Linked DNA regions of Homo sapiens: region 2 is linked to region 1. Evidence: read pairs that join two places in POLR2A ChIA-PET (ENCODE). Cell type or tissue: GM12878. All regions are shown on one strand. Links, peaks and the distances in the headings refer to the core of each region. The heading gives the core; the rest is flanking DNA.

Region 1 (7,620 bases), core at 3,154-5,653:
CAAGTATTTTGCATTTCATAGAATGTCTTGCATTCATAAGAAAATGGTGTATTACATTTAAAAGTCTAAATTCTGTGGTAAGCCAGAAATTCTACTCTAGAAATCTATCCTAATAGGTATATTAACACAGCAGGAAATCACTTTATGTACAAAATCATCACTGTAGCACTATTCGTAATAGAAAAGACTGGAAACAAATTTGCATCAACAGAAAATTGATTAAGTGATGGTCATTCATACAGTGGAATATAAGGCATCCATTTAAAAAATGAATAAGGGCAGGTGCAGTGGCTCACGCCTGTAATCCCAGCATTTGAGAAGCTGAGGTGGGTGAAAGAATCACTTGAGGCCAGGAATTCGAGACTGGCCAGGCCAACATAGCGAAATCCCGTCTCTACTGAAAAAAAAAAATTAGCTGTGCACGGTGATGCATCCCTAGAATCCCAGCTACTCGGGAGGCTGAGGCAGGAGAATCACCTGAACCCAGGAGGCGGAGGTTGCAGTGAGCCAAGATCGCGTCACTGCACTCCAGCCTAGGCGACAGAGCGAGACTCTGTCTCAAAAAAAAAAAAAAAAAAAAATTAATATGTTTTTAAATAACTGTCATGAAATGAATTCTAAGAGCTATTGTTAAGTAAAAAGCAAGATGCAAAATCGTCTCTATTGAATTCAACTATTTGTGTACAAAGGGGAAATATACACTCATTGAATAATTCTGGAAGGATACTCAAGAAACTAATAATATTGATTATTTCTGGGGAGGGAAACTGGGTGACAAGGGGATAAATGTGAGAGAGAGAGACTTTCTATTTTTGTATCTTTTAGTAAGTTAAAAATTTTTTTTACTTTTAATTTTTTAATTGGCAAATAATAATTGTACATATTCATAGGGTACATGGTGATGTTTCAATAGATATAATATAGCGATCAGATCAGGGTAACTAGCATATTCATCACTCAAATGTTTACCATTTCTCTGTGTTGGGAATATTTTGAATTTTGAATGATATAAATAAATAAAATGTTTTAAAAAATCTGTGATAAATTTTAAAATTTATGTTTAAAACATTTTAACAAATTTTGTCTTTCAAAGTAGAACAGCTAGTCAGCTGTTCTACTTTGAAAGTAAAAAGAATTTGCAACTAACACAGCAGAATGACCACAAACATTTGCATCCTCTTTCTCCTGAAATCTCACTAAAGTGACAAGGTGTAAAAAAGGTATGAATCCACAACCAAGGAAAAAGACAATGGGATAGGTGTCAAAGGCTGAAGTCTGGGTAAATAGAACAAAACTAGAGCAAAATTATGATATGTGCATGATAGAGTTGCTGGATCTTTGGAAAATATATCAGTATGTACGCAGAAAAGGAAGCAAATGTGCAGGGAAGGCTGACGACTGCACTAGGCTCAGCACTGAATAACATCCACATGGTCAGCAGTAAACAGTGCCCAATGATTTAGCCAAAAGTTGTGATGGGAAATGGCAGAAGTTGTTTGAGCATGTGTGTACCTATGCGTGTGCACCTATGTGTGTGCACTAGGTCCACATCTAACATGTAGAAAGTGAGTAGGTCATGTCCAAAATTTTTTAAATCAAGAGAGGTCTGTGTAAGCACTTTATTTATAAACAGAGAAATAATTACTAGAAGAAACTACTTTAAAAAGGAGGGGTATGAAGATGGCAATCTCTGGGGATTGGAACTAGGGTGTAAAAAGTAGGGCAAGGGGCTGGGCATGGTGGTTCACACCTGTAATCCCAGCACTTTGGGAGGCCGAGGTGGGCGGATCACTTTAGGGTCAGGAGTTCAAGACCAGCCTGGCTAATATGGTGAAATCCTACTAAACATACACAAATTAGCCAGGCGTGGTAGCCCACATCTGTAATCCCAGCTACTATGGAGGCTGAGGTGGGAGGATCGCTTGAACCTGAGAGGTGGAGGTTGCAGTGAGCTGAGATTGCATCACTGCACTGTATCCTGGGTGAGGTGACAGAGTGAGACTCTGTTTCAAAAAAAAAAAAAGCACAAGGACAAGCTTTTTTTTTTTTTTTTGAGACGGAGTCTTGCTGTCGCCCAGGCTGGAGTACAGTGGCGCGATCTCGGCTCACTGCAAGCTCTGCCTCCCGGGTTCATGGCATTCTCCTGCCTCAGCCTCCCGAGTGACTGGGACTACGGGCGCCCGCCACCATGCCAGGCTAATTTTTTTTTTTTTTTCATATTTTGAGTAGAGACAGGGTTTCACCATGTTAGCCACAGAGATGGTCTCGATCTCCTGACCTCGTGATCCACCCGCCTCGACCTCCCAAAGTGCTGGGATTACAGGCATGAGCCACCGCGCCCGGCCGCTTTTTTGACTCTTTATTTTATTATTATTATTTTTTTGAGACAGAGTTTTGCTCTTGTTGCCCAGGCTGGTGTGCAATGGCGCAATCTTGACTCACCACAACCTCTGCCTCCCAGGTTCAAGCAATTCTCCTGCCTCAGCCTCCTGAGTAGCTGGGATTATAGGCATGCACTACCATGCCTGGCTAATTTTGTATTTTTAGTAAAGAAAAGGTTTCTTCATGTTGGTCAGGTCTTGAATTCCCGACCTCAGGTGATCGGCCCTCTTTTTCGACTCTTTAAAGACTATGTTCAAAGTAATCAATAAAAATAAGTTCATTTAAAAAACTAGAAAGAAGATATGAAAATGTATATTAATCTCTAGTGGAAGCTCTAATTAAAGAGAATAACAAATGATGGTTAACAGAAGTGGGAAGGCACAATAAAGTTTTCCTCCTGATTAAGAAAAGAGAATCACCAGTCTGATTGGCCTCTCTTGCATCTCTAAGTCACAAAGATAATAAAGAACTCTAAAGAGAAGGAAATACCACCCTTTAGCAGGATACTTCAGTTGTTACGTATGTGAGACCTTTTATTATGATGGAAGCTAACAATAATTTCAGCTCTAAGAATTCAGGAAGTTGCACAAACTGGGGAAGTTGGTTATTAAATAAAGGAAGTATGGGGAACTCAACTGAATAGCTGGGCTGTCTTTGTAATTAGAGTAAATGATTACGTCTAGCATGCCAATTTGATATTTAGCTTCTCTAAAGCTCCAAAGTTTTGTTAACTGTGAACAGGCCCCAACAAATTTATAAAGATTCAGGATGAGTGAATGTTACTTAGGCCTGAGGAAAAAACAGGGTTAGACGAAAGAGCTACCGAAGCATCCTGCTAAAGGGTGATATTTTCTTCTCTTCAGAATTCTTTATTATCTTTGTGACTTAGAGCTGCAAGAGAGGACAATTACAGATTGGTGATTATCTTAATCAGCAGGAAAATTTATTTGTGCCTGACCACTTCTCTTAACTATCATTGACTGTTTTCTTGAAAATTTGTAAGAACCATACCCAGTGTCTACCTCTTTAAATCAGTATCTAAATAATATATCTGAACACTAAGATGATGCCAATATATTTCCTTAAAGTGTTTTCTAATTCCCATCTTGGAGGGAAAAAAGTAAAAACACGTGAATAATCTATATTTACTGACAGCCATATTTAGTGGAAGCCATTTGGATGATGAAATATTATTAATAAATACAAACACAACAGCAAAGACACTAATACTGAAGGTTTTCAATATGCCTTGTACAGTCGTAAGCACTTTACATGCATTCATCCATTAATGTTCCCAACAATCATTTGAAGTGGATACCACTGTAATTCCTTGAGAGAGAAGCTGAGGCACAAAGAGTTGAGGAACGGAGGTGAAAATATGGCCCAAGATGACAGAGCTGCCATGTGGCGGGGCAGGACTGCAAACCCGCATGCTCAGTCACTCTGCTACATGACAGCGCACCTGGCAGCAGTGCCTCGGAGAAAATAACTACCGGAATCATACTAGCTTTGCAAATCCTAACCCTCAAGATAGCAAACTTCACAGTTTCAAGTATATAAGGTCAGCCTCACTCCAAAAGAAATCTTTCTCATGGACTCCAAGGTCAGCATAAGGAGAGGAACTCTGCATCCCACATGCACAGCCAGCATCCCCCACTGTGGCTAGCTGGGCTTCACAGGGACTGCTTTGTTCCTAGTTGATATCTTTGTTTAGTATGTGGAAAAGGGAGGTAGTGATGTTAATGAAATTCACGAATGATTCTAACTTGAGGTGCTGCCAACATTAGGGATAACGGAAAAGCCATATGAAAGAAAATGAAGAACTTGGATTTTAATGAGTTTCAGTTTTTTAACCAGTGATTCTCAAACACCTCCACTCCACAACATCTTTATAGGCTACTGCAAGCCCCCTAAATCTCTTGTGCTACTACACTCAAACAAATAAAACAAATCCAAAAACACAGCTGGAGACACAGTGGCTCATGCCTGTAATCCCAGCACTATGGGAGGTTGAGGTGGGTGGATCACTTGAAGCCAGGAGTTTGACTAGCCTGGCCAACATGGTGAAACCCCGTTTCTACTAAAAATACAAAAATTAGCCAGGCATGGTGGCGTACACTTGCAATCCCAGTTTCCTGGGAGACTGAGGCAGAATTGCTTAAACCCCGGGAGGAAGAGGTTGCAGTGAGCCAAGACTGTGTCACTGCACTCCAGCCTGGGTGACAGAGCGAGACTCTGTCTCAAATAAAATAAATAAATAAGAATAATAATTAATTAAATAAAAAATAATTTAAAAAACAGCACTGGAAAGCTTACAGTCAGCTGTGCTGGGCTGCCTCTATCAAATACCTGTGAATGAATCCCAGAGGGGAAGGAGTGAGAGAGCAGAAGTCAGGAAAGCTGTGCCTTAAGAACACCATGATGATCAAGGTTCTGGAGTACGTACAGAAAAAAAAAAAAAAAAAGCTGCCCTAATACTGACTGAAGGCATAAAGAAGGAAGGGAAAGAAAACGGCAATTACTGCTGCATTGAAAGTAATCACTGCCCTAAGCATTCAGCGAAACTTATAATTCAGCTGATCACGGGTAAGAAATAAAGAAGCCAGGCGTCATTCATTTAATTTTCTTTATGTAGCTTTCAAAGAGTAAAAAAGCACATAAATATTCTCTTTATGCTATCAAAAGAAACAGTTACCAGTAAAAAGAAAAGAGGGGCTTCGGATATCCAAGAAAATAATGGGTACTTCTCTGTCCGCCAAATTTAGGTAAGAAAACAAAACATTCCTCACACCTCCTGAAAGCCCTGAGATGGGTGGTCCAGGTAGGAGGAGAACCACCTGAACTTCAGGTTTATTTTTCCCCTAAGTTTTCTACTGACATTTCACCTCAAGCCTATGCAAAGAAAAGCTGCAGAATCAGCAGAGCTGACTGACTTGTCAGGTTCTCACTAGTTTAGAAAAAGCCAAAGGCTTCCACGGAGAGTTGCCACCTGGCCTAAAGTTCTGGCAAGACAGGGCTGATCTTTCACATCCTCCAAGTGTCCTGAGAAAAGCTTGGTGGGCTAGGAGATGTGCCCTGTGTCTGGGGCACCAGCCAGTGACAGAGGCAAGGTGGAAACTCTTCCTCAGTTCTCCATTTTTTCCTTATTTATTTTTATTTTTATTTTATTTTATTTTGAGATGGAGTCTTGCTCTGTAATCCAGGCTGGAGTGCAGTGGCGTGATCTTGGCTCACTGCAACCTCCACCCCCCAGGTTCAAGCAATTCTCCTGCCTCAGCCTCCTGAGTAGCTGGGATTATAGGTGCACACCACCACACCCAGCTAACTTTTATATTTTTAGTAGAGACAGGGTTTCACCATGTTGGTCAGGCTGGTCTCGAACTCCTGACCTCATGATCCACCCACCTTGGCCTCCCAAAGTGCTGGGATTACAGTCGTGAGCCACCGCACTCGGCCCATTTTTTCCTTATTTAACCCTAACAGATGTCTTGATGACATGATTAGGCAAGTCTTTGTGATAGGTGCTCCAGGCTAGCAGTGGCTTGGAAAAAGCGATCATTGTGAAATGAGCAAACATGACATGCAGGACTTAAAACTGTAGTGTCACATGGAAACCAAACAGAACTACTGTAAAACTCTTCCAAAGAATTCTTTCCTAAAATATGAAAATACACACATAAACACTCTGCCTATAATTTCAGGGAGTTATCCAACCTAATCAGGCACCCTGTAGGGTTCTACACAGGGGTTAACTTGACATTAACCCTTCAGGTTAAAATCCTGTGTTTAGTGAGATATAACAGGACACTTGTTTTTTTAAATTTAGAGACAGGGTCTTACTCTGATAACCAGACTGGAGTGCAGTGGCATGATCATGGCTCACTGCAACCTTGAACTCCTGGCCTCAGATGATCCTCCTGCCTCAGGCTCCTGAGTAGCTGGGACCACAGGCAAGCACCACCACACCCTGCTAAAATATTAAAAAATGCTTCGTAGAGACAGGACCTTGCTATGCTGCCTAGGCTGGTCTTGAACTCCTGGTCTCAAGTAATCCTCCCCCATCTCAGTCTCCCACAGTGCTGGGATCACAGGTATAAGCCATTGTGCTCATCCTGGACATCTGTAAATAGAGGGAAAGCCTCTTAAAAATCTGTTTCTGCAATTAAAAGAGGTTTTTTTTCTTTTTCTTTCCTTTCTTTTCTTTCCTTCCTCCCTCCCTCTCTCTCTCCCTCCCCTGCTTCCTTCCTTCCTCTCTCTTTTTTTTTTTTTTTTTGAGACAGAGTTTCGCTCTTGCTGCCCAGGCTGGAGTGCAGTGGCGCGATCTCAGCTCACTGCAACCTCCGCCTCCCAGGTTCAAGCAATTCTCCTGCCTCAGCCTCCCAAGTAGCTGAGATTACAGGCATGCACCACCACGCCCGGCTAATTTTGTGGTTTTAGTAGAGACAGGGTTTCTCCATGTTGAGGCTGGTCTCGAACTCCTGACCTTAGGTGATTTGCCCGCCTCACCCTCTCAAAGTGCTGGGATTACAGGCGCGAGTGACTGCACCCGGCTCATACACTGAATTTTTAATTTAATTTGTTTTTTTTTTTTGAGATGGAGTTTCCCTCTTCTTGCCCAGGCTGGAGTGCAATGGCGCAGTCTTGGCTCGCTACAACCTTTGCCTCCCGGTTCAAGTGATTCTCCTGCCTCAGCCTCCCAAGTAGGTGGGATTACAGGGGACTGCCACTGCACCCGGCTAATTTTTGTATTTTTAGTGGAAACGGGGTTTCACCATGTTGGCCAGGCTTGTCTCGAACTCCTGACCTTAAATGATCTACCCTCCTCAGCCTATCAAAGTGTTGGGATTACAGGTGTGAGCCACTGCATGTGGCCTGAATTTTTAATTTTAGTTATTCTACTTTTTACTTTAAGACTTTCCATTTCATTTTTCAAATCTATTAGATAATTGTTGTTTCCCATTCCCTGAAGATATTTTCAAACTTATCTTGTATTTCTCTAAATATAATAAGTATGGTTACTTCATAATTTCTATGTGACAATTCCAACATCTAAAGTCTTATGCTTGCTGGGCATGGTGACTCACGCCTGTAATCCCAGAATTTTGGGAGGCCAACGTGGGCAGATGATTTGAGGTTGGGAGTTCGAGACCAGCCTGGCCAACATGGTGAAACCCAGTCTCTACTAAAAAATCCAAAAATTAGCCAAGCATGGTGCTGGGCGCTTGTAATCCCAGCTAT
Region 2 (6,141 bases), core at 778-3,277, 680 kb after region 1:
TAGCTGGGCGTGGTGGTGCACACCTGTAGTCCCAGCTACTCAGGAGGCTGAGGAGGGAGGGTCGCTTGAGCCTAGGAGGTTGAGGCAGCAGTGAGCCGTGCACTCCAGCCTGATGACAGAGTAAGACCTCGTCTCAAAAAAAAAAAAAAAAGGAGAAAAAGAAAAGTCTGTTATATGCCTGACAATTTCACATACACCTCTCCATCAATTCTCACGACTCCAAAATACAGATATTCCTATTCCCATTTTATGGATGAGGAAACTGAGGTGAGAGAAGCTAACTACCATTTCTAAGTTCACATTCCCAAGCCCACTGATCGCTTCCACCCTCATTCCTACCCATACCTCCCAATTCTCAATGAAGTCCATGGAGAAGCGCACCCACTCGAGTACTCCCTAGGCTCACGTGGCTTTAAGTTCTAGCTCCTCACACACTTCAGTGACATCTGGGCCCTGTGCTGAGAGCCCCGGCACTTTGCTCCTGCTAAACAATGACTGATCCATGGGGACGACATAAGAGCAATATCCAGCAGGAAGGAACGCAGTGACATCTGTGAGTACTGCCTCTAGCATACAAAAACAGAACTTTTATGTGCACCTCAAATCTTACTACAAAATCTTTTGGGCCCATCCTCTAGGCCAACTCCACTTACTCCTACCCACTTTGCACTCTCTCCTTCAGCCAGACTCTCTCTCTTACTCGTACCGTACACACACATAAAAAGAAATGTCCTCCCCTCCTCTTCCTGCCATAGCCAACAGCAACTCCCAGTCAAGGTCTAGTTCAGCCCCCACTTCCTCTTCCTCTGTAAAACCTTCTCTGAATACACCACCCCACCCCTCTCTGAGCTCTTTCTCTCCTGAACCACATGGCATTCCTGCTTCTTAGCACAGGTTAGTGTCTATGCTATCATCATGTAGACACCTGTCTCAAGTCTCTCCCTCAGGTGATTGGGTCATGCTTCTCCCAAGATCACAAATTCTCAGAAGGTAACAGCAGTATATCATTTTATTTTCCTTCTTTCCTTCTTTTTTTTTTTTTTTTTTTTTTTGAGACAGGGTCTTGCTCTGTCACCCAGGCTGGAGTGGGTGCGATCACAGCTCACTGCAGCCTCGATGTCCAGGGCTCAAGTGATCTTCCCACCTCAACCTCCTATTAGCTGGGACCACAGGTGCACACCACCACACCCAGCTAATTAAAAAAAAATTATTTTGTAGAGACAGGGGTCTTGCTGTATTGTCCAGGCTGGTCTGGAACTCCTGGGCTCAAGCAATCCTCCTGCCTCAGCCTCCCATATTAGGATTACAGGCATGAGCCACTATGCCTGGCCACGTTGTTTTCTTAAGCTCATCACCAAGCAAAGAGGGGCACTGATAAACCCTGGTTGGAACCAAGGTGGTAAGATTTTCACTCTAACTTCCAATTCCCTGGAGCAAGGCAAATTGTCAGAAAGTTGGATATTCTTCCATTCAAATGGAGAGAAGTGCCTATGGCCAGCCTGTGAAAATGAACACAGGTGGCAGGTGCCAGGCTCAATGGCTTCAAAGAGCTTTCACTCAGTACACTGGCCAGTAACACAGGTGCTTACTAGTCAATCATGATGTGGGAGTAGGGGGACAGTGGTCAAATGGGAGGGGAGAAGCAGCCCAAAGAAATGCATGCTGCTGGCAGGTCTTCCCAGGGACCTACCCTGATGATCAAAGCTACCTGTATGGGGTTAAGCCTCAATCAGCTAACATAAGGATTACCTAGTTAATAGGTACCAGTAATCCATAGGCCCCTACACAGTACAGTAGCCATGTTTTGAAGTACCTGCCCAGCTCCTTCTTGGGAATTGCTCCCCCTTCCCTATCATGACTGATGGAGCCAGACACTGGACCCAAGTTGAGCCTGTTACATTGCCTCTCCCAGAAACACAGAGTTGGAATACCAAGAAACTGAATCTAACAGTAATGGGCAGAAGGGTCAGGAGCTACAGCAAGTGAAAGTCACATACAAGCCCTTAGTAACAAAGGGACAGAAACCATAAGTAAATAGAGGAAGGAAGCAGAACACAAAAAGAAGCAGAAGTGGGAGGGCATGCAGCTTAGACAAAAAGACAGACAGGGGGCCGGGGCAGCGGTGCACACCTGGAGTCCCAACTGTGTGGGAGGCTGAGGTGGGAGAACTGCCGAACCCAGGAGTCCGGGCCTATAGTGCACTGTAATAGCATCTGTGAATAGTCACTGCACTCCAGCCAGGGCAACAGAGTGAGAACTTGTCTCTAAAAAAAAAAAAAAAAAAGACGAGAAAATACACAGAAGAGACAGAGGGGTGAGAGATAAGAGACAAGGAGGCAGAGACAGAAGAGGATAAAAGGAGAGAAACACAAAAAGGTGGAAATAAACATGGAGAAAGAGACTGTCTGACAATATCCTGGCAGTGCTAACTGTGCTTCTGGTTTGCAGCTCCAAGGGGAAGAGAAGCTGATACACTCCTCAGACCCACTAACTGGCACTGGGTCTCACTTCTGATCCTTCTCCTTCCTTCTATCCTGCCATAAATGTCCTACAGGTTTGGTCCTCTCTGTGCACAGGTAAATATTACACACAGTGGAAATTCAACTATGTGCTAAACTAATGAATAAAGAAGGCTGCTTGTGGAAATGCCTGCAGAGTCCATTCCAATAGACCAGCTGGAAGGATACAAAAGCACCTGGTCAGAGTGGCTCCTCTGGGGAGAAAGACTAAAGCTGTGGAGAGGGAAGGAGACTTTTTCCACTCTGTGGTTTACCATGGTTTACCGTGAACATACGCCTCTTTCTAGATAAAAATAAAAATAGTTCGTGCTCACTTCAGCAGCACATATACTAAAATTGGAACGACGCAAAGAAGATTAGCATGGCCCCTGAAAATTTTTAAAAGAATTTGTTTAAAAATAAAAATGGTTCATTAGCAACAATGTAGCACCAGAAGGCAGAGCCAGGGTAGTGTGAAGCTAGGAGGCACCTAGGGCACAAAATTTAAGGAGGCACTCACTCTCAGGGGACCACATGCCGGAACCTGAGAGTGAGTACGCCCTTCAACGCTGACCCCAGGCACCTCGTTTGCCTCACCCTACTATCAGCCCTGCCAGAGAACAGAGAGCTCCTAGAACAGTCTGTCAAGCAGAAGCCAAGTCCCTTGACTGTTCTCCTGATTCTAATTAAGAAACAAAATTTCACCATCTGATCCTTACTCCTCTATTGCTTCCCAGAACTCCCAGCCCCCCTAGCTTACCATAAACTATCAGAGTTCAAACAAAGTCAACAACTGGGCCTTAAAGCCAGATGCTAAGATTCAGCTACCACAATTAAAACATCCAAGCCTTCCCTCTTCTCCTGATCTCATTTCCTTGCTGGACAAGCCTGCACCAAGGAGCGTGGGACCCACGTGAGGGTCTTCAAGGCTCTCTGGGAGCTTATTGCTGAGAAAGGAGTACTCAAATGGCAGATCCAAACTGAAAGCCAAAGCAGAAACAAATCCCCAAAGTCTCTGTGGCAGACATGGCTAGTTATCTTCCTCTATCTGTTCTTCCCTTTTTCATTCGTAATAGAAATTTTAGCTGAAGGCATGGCTGTCCAAAATAAAGCTGACATTGCCCAGCCTCTCCTGCAGGTAGGTACGGCTGTGCAACCAGGTTTTCTCCCGGGATGTATGCAAATATTTCATATAAGACCTCAGAAAGTGTCTTTAAATGGGGGAGGCAGTGTCTTTGTCCTTCTTGTCAGTTACAGTGCAGACATGACAGCTAGAGCTTCAATAACCATCCTGGACCACCAGCTAGAAGTCACAGGCTGAGGATGGCAGGAAGACAGAAGGAATAAACCTGGCTCCCTGAAGAACTGAAGTCATCCAAACCACACTGCCTCCTTTTAACATGTGAGAGAAACAAACATCAACATGTTTGAGCCATGCTGCTAAAGGTTTTCTGTTGTCTGAAACCCAAGTTAATAGTGAATAACATATGCACCCTCTCGCAGAACTGTGCCTTTCATACTCTCTTTCTGATGAGGAGATTGCCTGGCAATCTGAAGCTGTACTCCCAGCTACGCTGACAGTAGTCACAACTCTCTTTTCCCACAGGCAACAGAGAGCGGAGGGAAACCTTCCAATTCCTCCCAGACAGGCTGAATGTTATAAAGGGGCATTCAAGGACAAAGGAGTGCAACCGTAAACAAAAAATAACAACAAAAATGTGGAAGAAAGGCCGGGCGCAGTGGCTCACACCTGTAATGCCAGCACTTTGGGAGGCCGAGGCGGGCAAATCACAAGGTCAAGGGTTTGAGACTAGCCTGGCCAGTATGGTGAAACCCCGTCTCTACTAAAAATACAAAATAATTAGCTGGGCATAGTGGCGTATGCCTGTAGTCCCAGCTAATCAGCAGGCCGAGGCAGGAGAATCACTTGAACCCGGGAGGCAGAGGTTGCAATGAGCCAAGATCACGCCACTGGACTCCAGCCTGGGCAACAGAGTGAGACTCCATCTAAAAAAAAAAAAATGTGGAAGGAAGAAAGGAAGAAAGGCAGGGTAGGGAGGGGACAACTACAAGACATTCAGGAGTGAAATGCTCTCCAACACTCCAGGGGAGGTAAACCCTTCCAAATGGGGATCCCAGAATCAGTGGCTACCTCCTGGGATGTATATAAATATGTAATGTATGTGTCTTTTTTTAAAGTATCCTTGTTTTTTTGTGGTTTTTTGTTTTATTTTGTTTTTTAAGAGACGAGTTCTTGCTATGTTGCCCAGGCTGGTCATGAACTCCTGGGCTCAAGTGATCCTCCTGCCTTGGCCTCCCAAACTGCTGAGATTACAGGCATGAGCCACTGAGCCTGGCCAGTGTCTTTGTTTTTAATTACACAAATACATTTAGTCCCATTATGAAAGCATTCGAACTATATATAGGGTTGGAGTCTTGAAACAACTATGATCAAGACCCAGTCCTCCCTAGCCCCGTATCACTCTCAGAACAAGAAAGTTGTCTGTCCATAGCAACTAGCCAAAATGAGGAGCGTATCTTTTCTACTGAGAACTCTGACCAGGCCTGGGTCCAAGAGAGCAGGAAAGCATGGAAACAATGGATACTCAGGGATCATACAGTGTTTCTTCTTCCCTCCAGTCTCATCCTTCCCAGTCTCCCTCCTTCTCTTCCTCCTGCTCACTGTCACCCTTGCCAAACAAACTCAGGGGGAATGGAGTCTCAGCTGTGAGCAGGCGCTGGGCTTTGATGCCGCTGTGTCAGCAATGAACTACTTCCATGTTGAAATCTTCAAAGCAAATACTTTCCATTGATGTGTATAAGCCTACACAAGAGGGAGGATCCCGAGGTCAAAGCCCACAAAGCTAAATGGGCTGACAACACCCAAGGCAGAAACACCACCCTTCTGCAGTCAAATCAAGTACTCTTATAATACTGGGCACCTGGGTTACTGTGAATCCTGCTGGTCACCTAGGCAAAGAGGAGACCCTATGTACCTACCTCAAGAACCAACATTTCTCCCCATTAGTCCCACAAGTGAGTATGAGCCCCTAAACTTACTGAGTTCAGTCAGCAGCCTGTGGCCCTGCCTCACCACATAAGATTCCAAAACCCCAGAACACATATGAACAGAGTGCACCCTTAAGACAGAGTTTCTCAACCTCAGCACTATTGACATTTTAGGCCAAGTAAGTCTTTATTGTGAGAAGCTGTTCTGTGCATGGTGGTATGTTCAGCAGCACCCCGACCTCTACCATTAGAAGCAAAAAGCACCCCCTTCCAGGAGTTGTGACAACCAAAAGTGTCTCCAGATATTGCTAAATGTCTCCTGGAAGATAAACTCCCCTCTGGCTGAGAACCACTGTTCTAGGATAATTAGTAGGTAAAATAAAATAGCCTGAAATCTGCAAAAAGCTGCTTGGATCTCCTTGCCAGTATAACCTGGGAAGGGGATGGGGTACAGCCAGAAAGCCAGGATCTGAAAGTGCAGTGCCTTCAGAGGCCAGGAAAGTAATATGAGTGAGCAAAGGCAAGAAAGTCTGGGGATAATACAAGAAGTGGAGGACTACAGTGGACTGGGGAGTCCATACTCCATTTAAAAGGAGCCACAGCCGGCTGGGCGCCGTGGGTCACGCCTGTAATC

The links. Peaks named below come from ENCODE experiments on the same cell type or tissue, not always from the same donor. Only the 100,000 strongest peaks of a DNase experiment are listed, where the experiment ranks them.
Region 2: POLR2A ChIA-PET joins it to region 1 with 5 read pairs; 2 of 35 experiments call an interaction of 5 or more read pairs at or near these places.

The regions. Positions count from the first base shown.
Region 1 is chr16:68,957,525-68,965,144 of GRCh38, reverse strand. All of the region lies in intron 14 of TANGO6 (transport and golgi organization 6 homolog), which reads right to left. Among named protein-coding and RNA genes, the nearest start is that of TANGO6, 120 kb to the right of the region's middle. In GM12878, for the core only: no CTCF peak of the experiment used is centred there; no DNase peak of the experiment used is centred there.
Region 2 is chr16:68,281,003-68,287,143 of GRCh38, reverse strand. All of the region lies in intron 3 of SLC7A6 (solute carrier family 7 member 6), which reads right to left. It also overlaps the pseudogene RNU6-1262P. Among named protein-coding and RNA genes, the nearest start is that of SLC7A6, 20 kb to the right of the region's middle. RefSeq lists a silencer at 484-778 and enhancers at 2,783-2,922, 5,104-5,398. In GM12878, for the core only: no CTCF peak of the experiment used is centred there; DNase peaks (open chromatin) are centred at 2,043 and 3,016; H3K4me3 peaks cover 2,115 bases; H3K27ac peaks cover 2,500 bases.